2 separate regions of the Homo sapiens genome follow, and region 1 is linked to region 2. A link is an interaction called in ENCODE POLR2A ChIA-PET data of the cell type or tissue named here. Cell type or tissue: PC-9. All regions are shown on one strand. Links, peaks and the distances in the headings refer to the core of each region. The heading gives the core; the rest is flanking DNA. Region 1 overlaps CEP57L1 (centrosomal protein 57 like 1). Region 2 overlaps PPIL6 (peptidylprolyl isomerase like 6).

Region 1 (5,385 bases), core at 279-5,278, 230 kb before region 2:
CATGGTGGTATGTGCCTGTAATCCCGGGTACTCGGGAGGCTAAGGCCAGAGGATTGCTTGAACCAGGGAGGCGGAGGTTGCAGTAAGCTGAGATTGTGCCACTGCACTCTAGCCTGAGCAGCAGAGTGAGGCTCCATCAGCAAAAAAAAAAAAAAAAAAAAAGATCAGAGTGCATCACACATAATTAAGGTAGCTTATGTTTTGTGAAACTTTGTGAGTACGGGTTGTCATTTTTAATGTAGCCCTAAATGTTTTTTAGGGAAGAAAAAGTTGGCTTTTAATAAGTATTCAGTGAGAATGAATTTGAAGGGTGTGGAGAAAAGTGGAATAGCCAATTTAAAATAGGAATACTCCCAAGTCCCCTGTTATGGATGTGCCAATCTATTGTTTATCCCAGAAATATTGTTTCATGTGTTTTACAGATAACAAGTCTCATTTTAATCAATACTGTTGCATTTCCTGGTCTATAGAATACAATTTTCAAACACTAGCCAACTTACCTTAGAGAAATACTGGTTTTCTAATGTGGGCAAATAAATACATTCAGTATGAATCCCTTAACAAAATGACCTCATTATGCTACCTCTTGGTAAAATCTAACCAAGCATGAGTCTTATGATTAAGAAAGAAATTTGCTCTGTAGGTGCTTCAGACAGTTTTACAACCAATAAGAATGTGAGATTTGTCGGAGAAAAACTATCTGCATGTCTCCAATCTGAAGAGAGCAAAGATCTGTTATTTGACAAACCCTATTTTTCCGAGCATCAACAGTCAGTGGCACCATGAAAATTAAAAACCTGATAATACCACCAATGTAGTACTCTTTAAAAACATGTCATCTTACTCAGCAATCAACCTGATTGAATATTTTAAAATGAATAAGTGGATAAATATCTTACCTGAAAGATAGCTTCATTAAATAAACTAACTCCTGAGAGGATTTCTTTGGCCTTTAATATCCTATTTAATAGATTTCTTATAACCATATCAGCAAAGCCACTCTGCTCTGGACAATGGTCAGAAGGTAGGAAGAAGTGTTATAGGGTAATGAGCAATAATAAGGCCACCAAATATAATCCCATTGTAATGGGATTCTACCCACTTGTAGAAGTTTATTCACCACTACAAATTACTAAAGTTAACCTAAACAATTAAAGAAAGAAATCTTAGTCTTTAAGAACAGAGGATTGTAAAGTGAGCCAGACCTTCCAATCAGCTAAAATAATGTAAAATAATGTACTTTTCAACCTGACTTGGCTTAATGTAGTTAAGTAAATTTTAGGATAGGTTCTAAAAAACCTTGAGAGGCATTTTGTTGTTGTTGTTGTTGTTGTTAGTTTGCCTTAAAGTTAAATGTACATTGACCTTTGGTATTTCTTAGAAAAACCTGTTACTGAACCTAGTACAGAATGTGAATCATTTCATGCCTGAAATACAAGATTGATGTTTACAGGGCAATTGTCCAGAATCTTGCTGAATTGGAAAGTATTTCACTCTTCATCACTGTAGATCCGTTTAACTTTACAAATGTGTTATTTAAAACATAAACCATTTTGGTGCACAGGAAACCCACTTAAAATTAAATTTTAAAAAGCTCTCGAGAAGTCTGTGGAACATTTATGGTTTTATAACTTACAATTTCTAGCAAAAGTATCTTTAATATCTTACAAAATATTTTCAGAGATAGCTTATCCAAAATATGTAATACATGTGAGAGAATAGCACTGTTGAAATGCTTGAACACATAAAAAGCATTATTGCCTTCATTTTCCCTGAAATGAACCAAGCTACCAATTTAAAGCTGGGAAAGTCAGTACCAGAGTTAAAAACAAGTTACTTTAAAGATATCTGCTTTTACTTTAATCTAAAAAATAATTGATTTTTTAAAAAACTTATTCTATTTTATGTATATAACTTCTCCTTTATAAGCTTAGAAAAATTTATATCAGTATTACATTCTTGATTCTCTCAAGGTATGATTTAAATGGTGGACACTTAAGCCAAAATTTCAAACAGGTTCTTTTTTCTTTGTTCTTTTACAGAATGGCTCTCAAGTCGAAAGAGGGCTGTGCCTTTGGTGTTTGGGTATGATATATTTGCCTGTGATTTCTCATTCTCAGAGCATTCCCATAAATAATGCCACAAAGTAGAGTTTGATTTTTTTTTTTTTGAGACGGAGTTTCGCTCTTGTTGCCCAAGCTGGAGTGCAATGGCGCGATCTCAGCTCACTGCAACCTCCGCCTCCCAGGTTCAAGCGATTCTTCTGCCTCAGCCTCCCAAGTAGCTGGGATTACAGGCATGCGTCACCACACCCGGCTGTTTTTTTTTTTCGCATTTTTAATAGAAACGGGGTTTCACCGTGTTAGCCAGGCTGGTCTCGAACTCCTGACCTTAGGTGAACTGCCCGCCTCAGCCTCCCAAAGTGCTGGGATTACAGGTGTGAGCCACCGCGCCCTGCCTAGAGTTTGATTCTCTTAAACCGTTCTACTAAAATACTATCAGTTTAAACTACCATCTACAGAAATAAAAAACATAAACCACTAAAAGATTAAAGCATTTAGGAGTTTATATGCAAAGAAGTCTTGCAAGGGAGTACAAGCTTTAGGAGGACAGGCTTATCAAATTAAAAAATGAAAAAACCTACAAAATTACCAAAGTCACCAAGTTTAGTTATTCTTTTCATGGTGGAAAACAGTTTCCTCAGATAATCATCATATCAGAGGTCATCATGTATCCTTAGATATCAGCATTGCCAAGACCAGGGATATAGTTATTAGTAATTTACAGGAAAGGCTCAAGGTTTCATTTACATGGGAAATGAGAACTAGACAGTGTGGTGACTGTTTTTGTTGTTAACCTTACCTCAGTGTTTTATCTCGGGTGGTCCCCAAGACCACCTTCAGGATCAGTGATTCACTGGAGGGACTCACAGAACTCAGAAAAGCTGTTAAGTTATGGTTATGGTATATTATAGCAAAAGAATATATATTAAAATCAGCAGCTGAAAAAAGGCACATAGGGCAAAGTCTGGGGGACACCAGGCACAAGCTTCCAGTTGTCCTTCACCTGTGAAGTCATGTAGACAGACCATAATTCTCTCAGCAGACAGACCATAATTCTCTCAGCAACAATGTGTGACAACATTCTTGGAGAATTGCTAACCAGGGAAGCTCCACCAAGCCTTGGTGTCCAGATTTTTTCTTGAGGGTTGGTCACGTAGGCATAGCATGACTGATAGCCCATGTGGCTGACCTTCAGTTTTCAGCCCCTCCAAAGATGGAGCTGATACTACATGGCCTAAGGACTTCACCATTAATCACATTGTTAGCTTAGACTACCTGGTATGGCCTAAGGCCCCCAAGTAAATTAAAACATTCATATCAGGCAGGATAGTCCAAGGACTTAGAGGTTATCTTGAATCTGGACACAGGACAAACATTTCTTTGGAATGTGAAAAGTTTACACAATCAAGACTTGCTATGTTGATCCTTTACTGCGGTATTGTTTTTTGTTTTCTGACCCAAAAGTGATGTGCATTGCTTACCTATCATGGCCTCTGGTTAAGGTGTCAGTCTTGCCTCCAAATTTCCTCCTAAAGCATGGAATTGGCCATAAATTTGCTTAGTGATTTTCTGATTTAGTATCATTAGTTTGATGACTAGTTTTATTATGTGAGTGTGATAAAAGGTTACGCTTAGTATACAAAGACCTTCTTATAAGTCTAGTTAATAAAACTAGGGCCATGTGTTACTACAACATAGGAGTTAACTTTGTCTGGAGGCTTTTTCAAGCCCAAGAGGTTGTCATTTCTTTATGTGTAAGATACTGCCCACATACTATACTGAAGTCAGGAACCAAGAACCGGTCAATTTACCTCAGCCAAGTTGCTTGGACTGCTTTGCTTAATAATGGGTTTGCCATATCTACTTTAATGAGATGTGTGGCATGGTGATGGTTACAAAAGTGATTTGTTAATTATTGCCTGGTAGGAAGGAGAACATGTTTTTTTTGAACCTATGCAAATAGCCACATGTCTGTGAAAAGTAAAGGGATACTTTTGTGTAATATTTAACCATGTATACCATTGTTTGTGTACTTTTTAATTGTGTCATTTTCTACAGTATTATTTTTGCATTTTCCTGACACTGTATTACTTACAAGTTATATTAATAATTTTTATTAATTTTTTTCCTGAATCCTAAAAGGTCAGTTGGAACATGAGACCATTTAAAGAATATTATTTCCTTCCAGTTTATTCAAGGGTGGCCTATTGAGAGTTTGAGATAAAGAAGAAAGGAATCTTTCCTTTCCTTCCCCCTCAGCCCGCCCCCTACCTTTCTTTTTTTTTTTTTTTTCTTTTCAGGGTCTTGTTCTGTCACCCAGGCTGGAGTGGAGTGAATGCAATCAAAGCTCACTGCAACCTCAAACTCTTGGGCTTAAGCAGTCCTCCTGCCTCTGCCTCCCAAGTAGCTGGGACTACAGGTGCATGCCACCACACCTGGCTAATTAAAAAAAAAAAAAAATTTTTTTTTTTGAGGAGACGCGGTCTCACTTTGCTGCCCAGGCTGGTCTCAAACTCTGGGCTCAAGCAATCCTTCCACCTCAGCCTCCCAAAGCTCTGGGATTACAGGCATGAGCCACTGTGCCCGGCAGAATTTTTCTGTGTCCATTAGAAATAGAAATCAGTCACATGCTATGATTTCAATATGTCACTCAAAAGCCATGTGTTGGGGCTGAACGTAGTGGCTCACGCCTATAATCCCAGCACTTTGGGAGGCAAAGGAAGGTGGATCACTTGAGGTCAGGAGTTTGAGACCAGCCTCCAACATGGTGAAACCCCGTCTCTACTAAAAAAAAAAAAAAAATTAGCTGGGTGTGGTGGCATGCACCTGTAGTCTCAGCTACTCATCAGGCTGAGGCAGGAGAATCGCTTGAACCCAGGAGACAGAGGGTGCAGTGAGCCGAGATCATGCCATTGCACTCCAGCCTGAGCCATAGAGTGAGTCTTGGTCTCAAAAAAAAAAAAAAACCTTGTGTTGGAAACCATCTCCAATGAAGCAGTGTTAGGAGATAGGGCCTAATGGATATAAATTACAGTGTCTAAGATGGATACTTTACTCTTTTCTTTTGAGAAGGGAGAGAGTATGTTATGCACTGAGAACTTTTCAGATTTCTTGCAGAGGTCATAATGTTCCAGACAAGCTGGCAGCAATCATTCCCATCCCATCACAGATCCAGGCTTATTTGTAGAATGGTTACACAAACCAAGCAAAACCTTCTGTAAAGTTTCTACCCTTTGCTCTAAAGTTACATAAAAACAATTTCCAAGTTTGTTCACTGTGTATATTTTGTTCTTTTTCATGGTAGATTTGTCTGTTGGAGTTA
Region 2 (5,385 bases), core at 217-5,216:
CCGGGATTACAGGCATCTGCCACCATGCGTGGCTAACTTTTTGTATTTTTAGTAGAGACGGGGTTTTACCATGTTGGCCAGGATGGTCTCGATCTCTTTTTTTTTTTTTTTTTTTCCTGAGACGGAGTCTCACCCTGTCACCAAGTCTGTAGTGCAGTGGTGCGATCTCCGCTCACTGCAAGCTCCGCCTCCCGGGTTGACACCATTCTGCCTCAGTCTCCCAAGTAGCTGGGACTACAGGCGCCTGCCACCACGCCCGGCTAATTTTTTGTATTTTTTTTAGTAGAGATGAGGTTTCACCGTGTTAGCCAGGATGGTCTCGATCGCTTGACCTCGTGATCGGCCCACCTCGGACTCCCAAAGTGCTTCTCTACTCTAACTTCTCAATGTCTTGAGTTTGTCCACTTATCACCTGCTCATCTGTACTGCTGATGCTTTAGAGCAGGACTTCATTTATGGCCTGTTATAACCATAGCTTCTTAAGTGGTCTTGCTACTTCCTTTTCATTCTTTGCCAATTCATTCCTCACTTCTGCTAAAGAGATTTTTTCTTCAAAATGAGAAGCTGGTTATGTCGCTCACAATGTAAAATTCTCCCATGGCCCCCATCACCTTTGCGTGAGGTTCCTGCTCAGCAGCATGGCACCCGCAGTCCATTGGGAGTTGGACCCTTGCTGACCCTCTTATCCGGCCTCCACCCTTTCCATTCTCCCCTAAGTACCAAGCTCTGCCCAGAACAGATGACTTGTAGATAAGATGCTCTCTTACTCCTCAGGGCCTCTCTGCGAAACCTCTTCACTCTTCCTAAAACTGATTTGACTCATTGTGATTTCTAGCTTCTCTATCTGGCTAACTTCTACGTGACATTTCACTCCTCAGCTCACCTTCTCATGAAACTTTCCATGACCCCCTCCCACCTTACAAGTCTCTTAAAATGAAATAATTCCCCCTCCCCCAAACCCCTTCTACAATGGGTGCACGTGAATGGAGAGCTTACAGGCTTGTTTTGTGATATTCTTTCCCTATGAGCCCACTGGGCCAGCCATGCTCTGTGGATTGCTACAGTCTTTCCTGAAGGACATTCCCAGTGTCATCCATCTGAGAGAGCGGCAGGTTCATGTACCTGGAAACTGGGCTTGGAAGGAGTGCCTGTCTTGGATCAGAGAGGAATATTCTTTATCTCTCTGGACCTTGCTAACCATGTCTGGGCTTCCAAAAGCTCAGACACACCTGGGGATACTGAGAGATGATAGGGAAGAGGCAGCCCTACAACTGGGAAGGAAGGTATCCCTGAAGGAGTTCTATTTCATTAGTTTAACTAGATTATCTAGTTGCCTATTATGTTTTACATTTCTGCTTCTCCCTTAGCACTCTGTAAGGTCTTATTTAAATATTCCAGCCCAGCCCCAACTGTGATTTGGAGACTTTGTTTTTAATTTGGAGATTTAAGGAATACACTGAGATCATACTTGAGGCAGAATAGCAGAATAGAAGGAGGGCAGTGCCTCCCTGAGGACAGAGTGGTGATAACAAAAATTAGAGATTTCTCCAAGAGGAAGGTGGATCATAGAGAACAGGAACCATCAAAAGGAGACCGAGTGCTCTCCACTCCATTGCCGCCCTGTAACGCTCTGTGTTCGCTTTGGTGAAGGGAGTTGGAGGGTGTTTTCTTACCCATCTCCCAATGCACCCTGTACACAGTTTGCATGGCCCATGTCTCACTGTCACATAGCTATTGGCTATTTGACCTTGTTTTCATAACATACTCTAAGCTCGCTGAAGAGCAGGGATTGTACCTTGTCGCTCTTTTTCCCCAGCACTGAGTACCATGAATGGCATACTGCAGGTGCCTAAAGAAATTCTGCTTGAATGAGTTGGGAAAACAGCAGAAGTGAAGGCTGAACAAAGGATGTGGGGCCAGAGGACCTGGAATGCCACTCTAGACTTCAGGCTGTGCAGATGTGGAGGTGGTAATGGAGGCACTAAATGTTTTAAAGTAGTCATGTTTGTGTTTGAGAAAGGTACCTTTAGCTGAGATATAAAAGATCACCAGGAAGTTGGTAGAGGACAGAGACTGTCAGCAACATGACAGAGATTTAAATGGTCCAAGAAATGTTATTTGGATTTAAATGATTCAAGAAATGTTATTTGGATTTAAAACTTTTTTTTTTTTTTTTAAATGGTGTCTCACCCTGTCGTCAGACTGGAGTGCAGTGGTGCGATCTCGGCTCACTGCAACCTCCCCCTGCTGGGTTCAAGCAATTCTCCTGCCTCAGCCTCCTGAGTAGCTGGGACTACAGGTGTGTGCCACCATGCCCAGCTAATTTTTGTATTTTTAGGAGAGATGGGGTTTCACCATGTTGGCCAGGATGGTCTTGAACTCCTGACCTCATGATCTACCCGCCTTGGCCTCCCAAAGTGCTGGGATTACAGGCGTGAGCCACCGCGTCCAGCCTTAAAACTAATTTAATAATGCATTTTCGAAATCAGAATACAATTTATTGGGGACCAGGGAAAACTTAAGACAAGTCATTGTTTTACGTTATGCATCTATTAATGTAATGTTATCTCTTTAAAGATATCCTATGGATGAAAATACACTTTCTATTTTTTCAACCTGGAAGTATCACAGAAAGCATTACACTAAAGGAATTACTGTGGTTAAAATGAACACTGGCATGACATTCCAGGTGCTGGAGAGTCAATAATTATCCCTATGGAGTGGGTGGAATAAATCTAACAGTTATTCAGAAAAATACAAACACTTTACATTATCTCAGGGAAGAAGAAGTAAGCCCTGCCTCATATTCACTCAGTAATTAAAGAGAGAGATGAAACACTGGAGTGATGAAAAGTATTTCTATCATCCATTTTAGGTCCACATGGCTTTAAGCATCTTGCTAATAATATTCTAATAATAACTATTACCTGTGATGTTTTCATATTTAAAATCGTTCAGTAAAAAAAGTTATATGTAACTTGAATAGTTTTCATCTACCTCTTCATGATGTCCATGGACAATTATTGAAATGACTTCACCTCTTCACTTCTACATATTAGTATATTATTAAGCACTGTGGTATGATTCATAGTAATAAAGAATTGATAATATCCTTAAGGCTGAAGATTTGATAGATGGATAGATAGAGACACAGAAAGAACATTATTGTGACTATGCCTAAATGGTTTCTGTTTTTATTTTTTTATTTTGTCTTATATATTTTTTGAGGTAGGGTCTCATTCTGTTGCCCAGGCTGGAGTGCAGTGGCACAATCATGGCTCCCAGGCTCAAGCAATCCTCCCACCGAAACTTCTTCAGTAGCTGGGACTACAGGCACACACCACCACACCCAGCTAATTTTTATTTATTTATTTATTTATTTATTTATTTAAGACAGAGTCTTGCTCTGTCGCCCAGGATGGAGTGCAGTGGCACGATCTCGGCTCACTGCAACCTCTGCCTCCTGGGTTCAAGCAATTATCCTGCCTCAGCCTCCCGAGTAGCCGGGACTACAGGTGCATGCCACCACGCCTGGCTAATTTTTTGTATTTTTAGTGGAGATGGGGTTTCGCCATGTTGGCCAGGCTGGTCTGGAACTTCTGCCCTCGAGTGATCTGCCTGCCTCAGCCTCCCAAAGTGCTGGGATTACAGGTGTGAGCCACTGCACCCGGCCTATTTATTTATTTTTGAGACAGAGTCTTGCTGTGTCACCCCGGCTGGAGTGCAGTGGCATGATCTTGGCTCACTGCAACCACCTCCCAGGTTCATGTGATTCTCCTGCCTCAGCCTCCGGAGTGGCTGGAATTACAGGCACATGCCATCATGCCTGACTAATTTTTGTATTTTTAGTAGAGACGGGGTTTTACCATGTTGGGCAGGCTGCTCTGGAACTCCTGGCCTTAAGTAATTCACCTGCCTTGGCCTGCCAAAGTGCTGAGATTACAGGCATGAGCCACCATGCCAAGCCAGATAATTTTTAATCTTTTTGTAGAGATGGGGTCTCGCTATGTTGCCCAGGCTGGTCTTGAACTCCTGGGCTCAAGCAATCTCCCACCTCAGCCTCCAAAAGTGCTGGGATTATATGCCTGAGCCACTGTGTCTGGCCAGTTTCTGTGTTTTTATAGATAGCAAACTTCTTGCAAAATATTTCTTAAATACTTTTGTCTCTATTTGTATTATTTTTGCATTTAAGCCCTATTTTTAGCTACCTATACACTATATACAATACTTATCCAAATATTTTTAAATGACATTTTTACAGGTGTGAATATTATATAAATAGATCTACAATATACATACCCAAAAGCCACAAATTTTCTATCTAGATAAGGAGTTGCTTGCAGTGTGATATAGAATTGTGACCCGTTGCTGTGACGGCCTTTGTTGGCCATTCCAAGTACTCCTCTTTTATTATGAGGAACTGAAAAGTTTTCATCTAGGAAAGACAATAATCAGTAGGTCATTAGCACATTTCTATTATCTCAATTTATTGTAACATATAAGGAACAAATAGAACCCTTGGTAACACTCTCAATCATATTTATCAATGGATTCCAAATTGTAAATATTCTATTCATTTCAAATTATTTTCAAACATGCAAATGGGCTGTTTAAAAAAACCTGTAAAACCTTATTAGAACTATTGGAACATTCAGCTTTAGTTTGTCTTTACCATAAACAAGTGTGCTAAGAAAATTAATAATGTACAAGGAAATATATACAGTATTCTAATCAAGAATAAAGGTCAGCAAACTTTCTCGTGCTGTTTTGGTATTTCTTTCAAACTACCACCATACTCATTAAAAACACCTCCTCTGAGAAGTCTTTTGTGGACCTGACCTTTCCCCCGAACCCCCCAAGCATCTTACACATCGTTCTTGGACAGTCCTTATAACACTCGATGTAATTATTGGTTTACATGGCATTTCTTCTCTAGTAGGTGAAGGCAGGAACCTTGTCTCCTCATGGCTTTAGCTCCAGGCTTCTCAGCACATTAATTGGCATAAATGTGGCCCTAAATGTTTGGGCAGATTTCCATTCCATGTACTTTCCCATTCCATGTAGTTTAAAAATGTTGATGATGAAAGGAAATTAATTGTTTATTTTTAGTGATCTTCAAATAAAATTTTTTTTTTGTTTTTTGAGAGGGAGTCTCGCTCTGTCGCCCAGGCTGGAGTGCAGTGGTGCGATCTCAGCTCACTGCAAGCTCCGCCTCCCGGGTTCACGCCATTCTCCTGCCTCAGCCTCCCGAGTAGCTGGGACTACAGGCGCCCGCCACCATGCCCGGCTAATTTTTTTTTTTTTTTTTTTTTTTGTATTTTTAGTAGAGACAGGGTTTCACTGTGTTGGCCAGGATGGTCTCAATCTCCTGACCTCATGATCCGC

The links. ChIA-PET counts read pairs that join two places held together with the same protein. Peaks named below come from ENCODE experiments on the same cell type or tissue, not always from the same donor. Only the 100,000 strongest peaks of a DNase experiment are listed, where the experiment ranks them.
Region 1: POLR2A ChIA-PET joins it to region 2 with 5 read pairs; 26 of 35 experiments call an interaction of 5 or more read pairs at or near these places.

The regions. Positions count from the first base shown.
Region 1 is chr6:109,169,086-109,174,470 of GRCh38, forward strand. It overlaps CEP57L1 (centrosomal protein 57 like 1), which reads left to right. Exons shown (of 11, transcript NM_001271852.3): 11 at 1-5,333. It also overlaps the pseudogene CCDC162P. Among named protein-coding and RNA genes, the nearest start is that of CEP57L1, 76 kb to the left of the region's middle. In PC-9, for the core only: no CTCF peak of the experiment used is centred there; a DNase peak (open chromatin) is centred at 3,266; H3K27ac peaks cover 923 bases.
Region 2 is chr6:109,395,736-109,401,120 of GRCh38, forward strand. It overlaps PPIL6 (peptidylprolyl isomerase like 6), which reads right to left. Exons shown (of 8, transcript NM_173672.5): 7 at 4,300-4,435. Among named protein-coding and RNA genes, the nearest start is that of CD164, 16 kb to the left of the region's middle. RefSeq lists a silencer at 1,411-1,705. In PC-9, for the core only: CTCF peaks have their summits at 1,509 and 1,709; no DNase peak of the experiment used is centred there.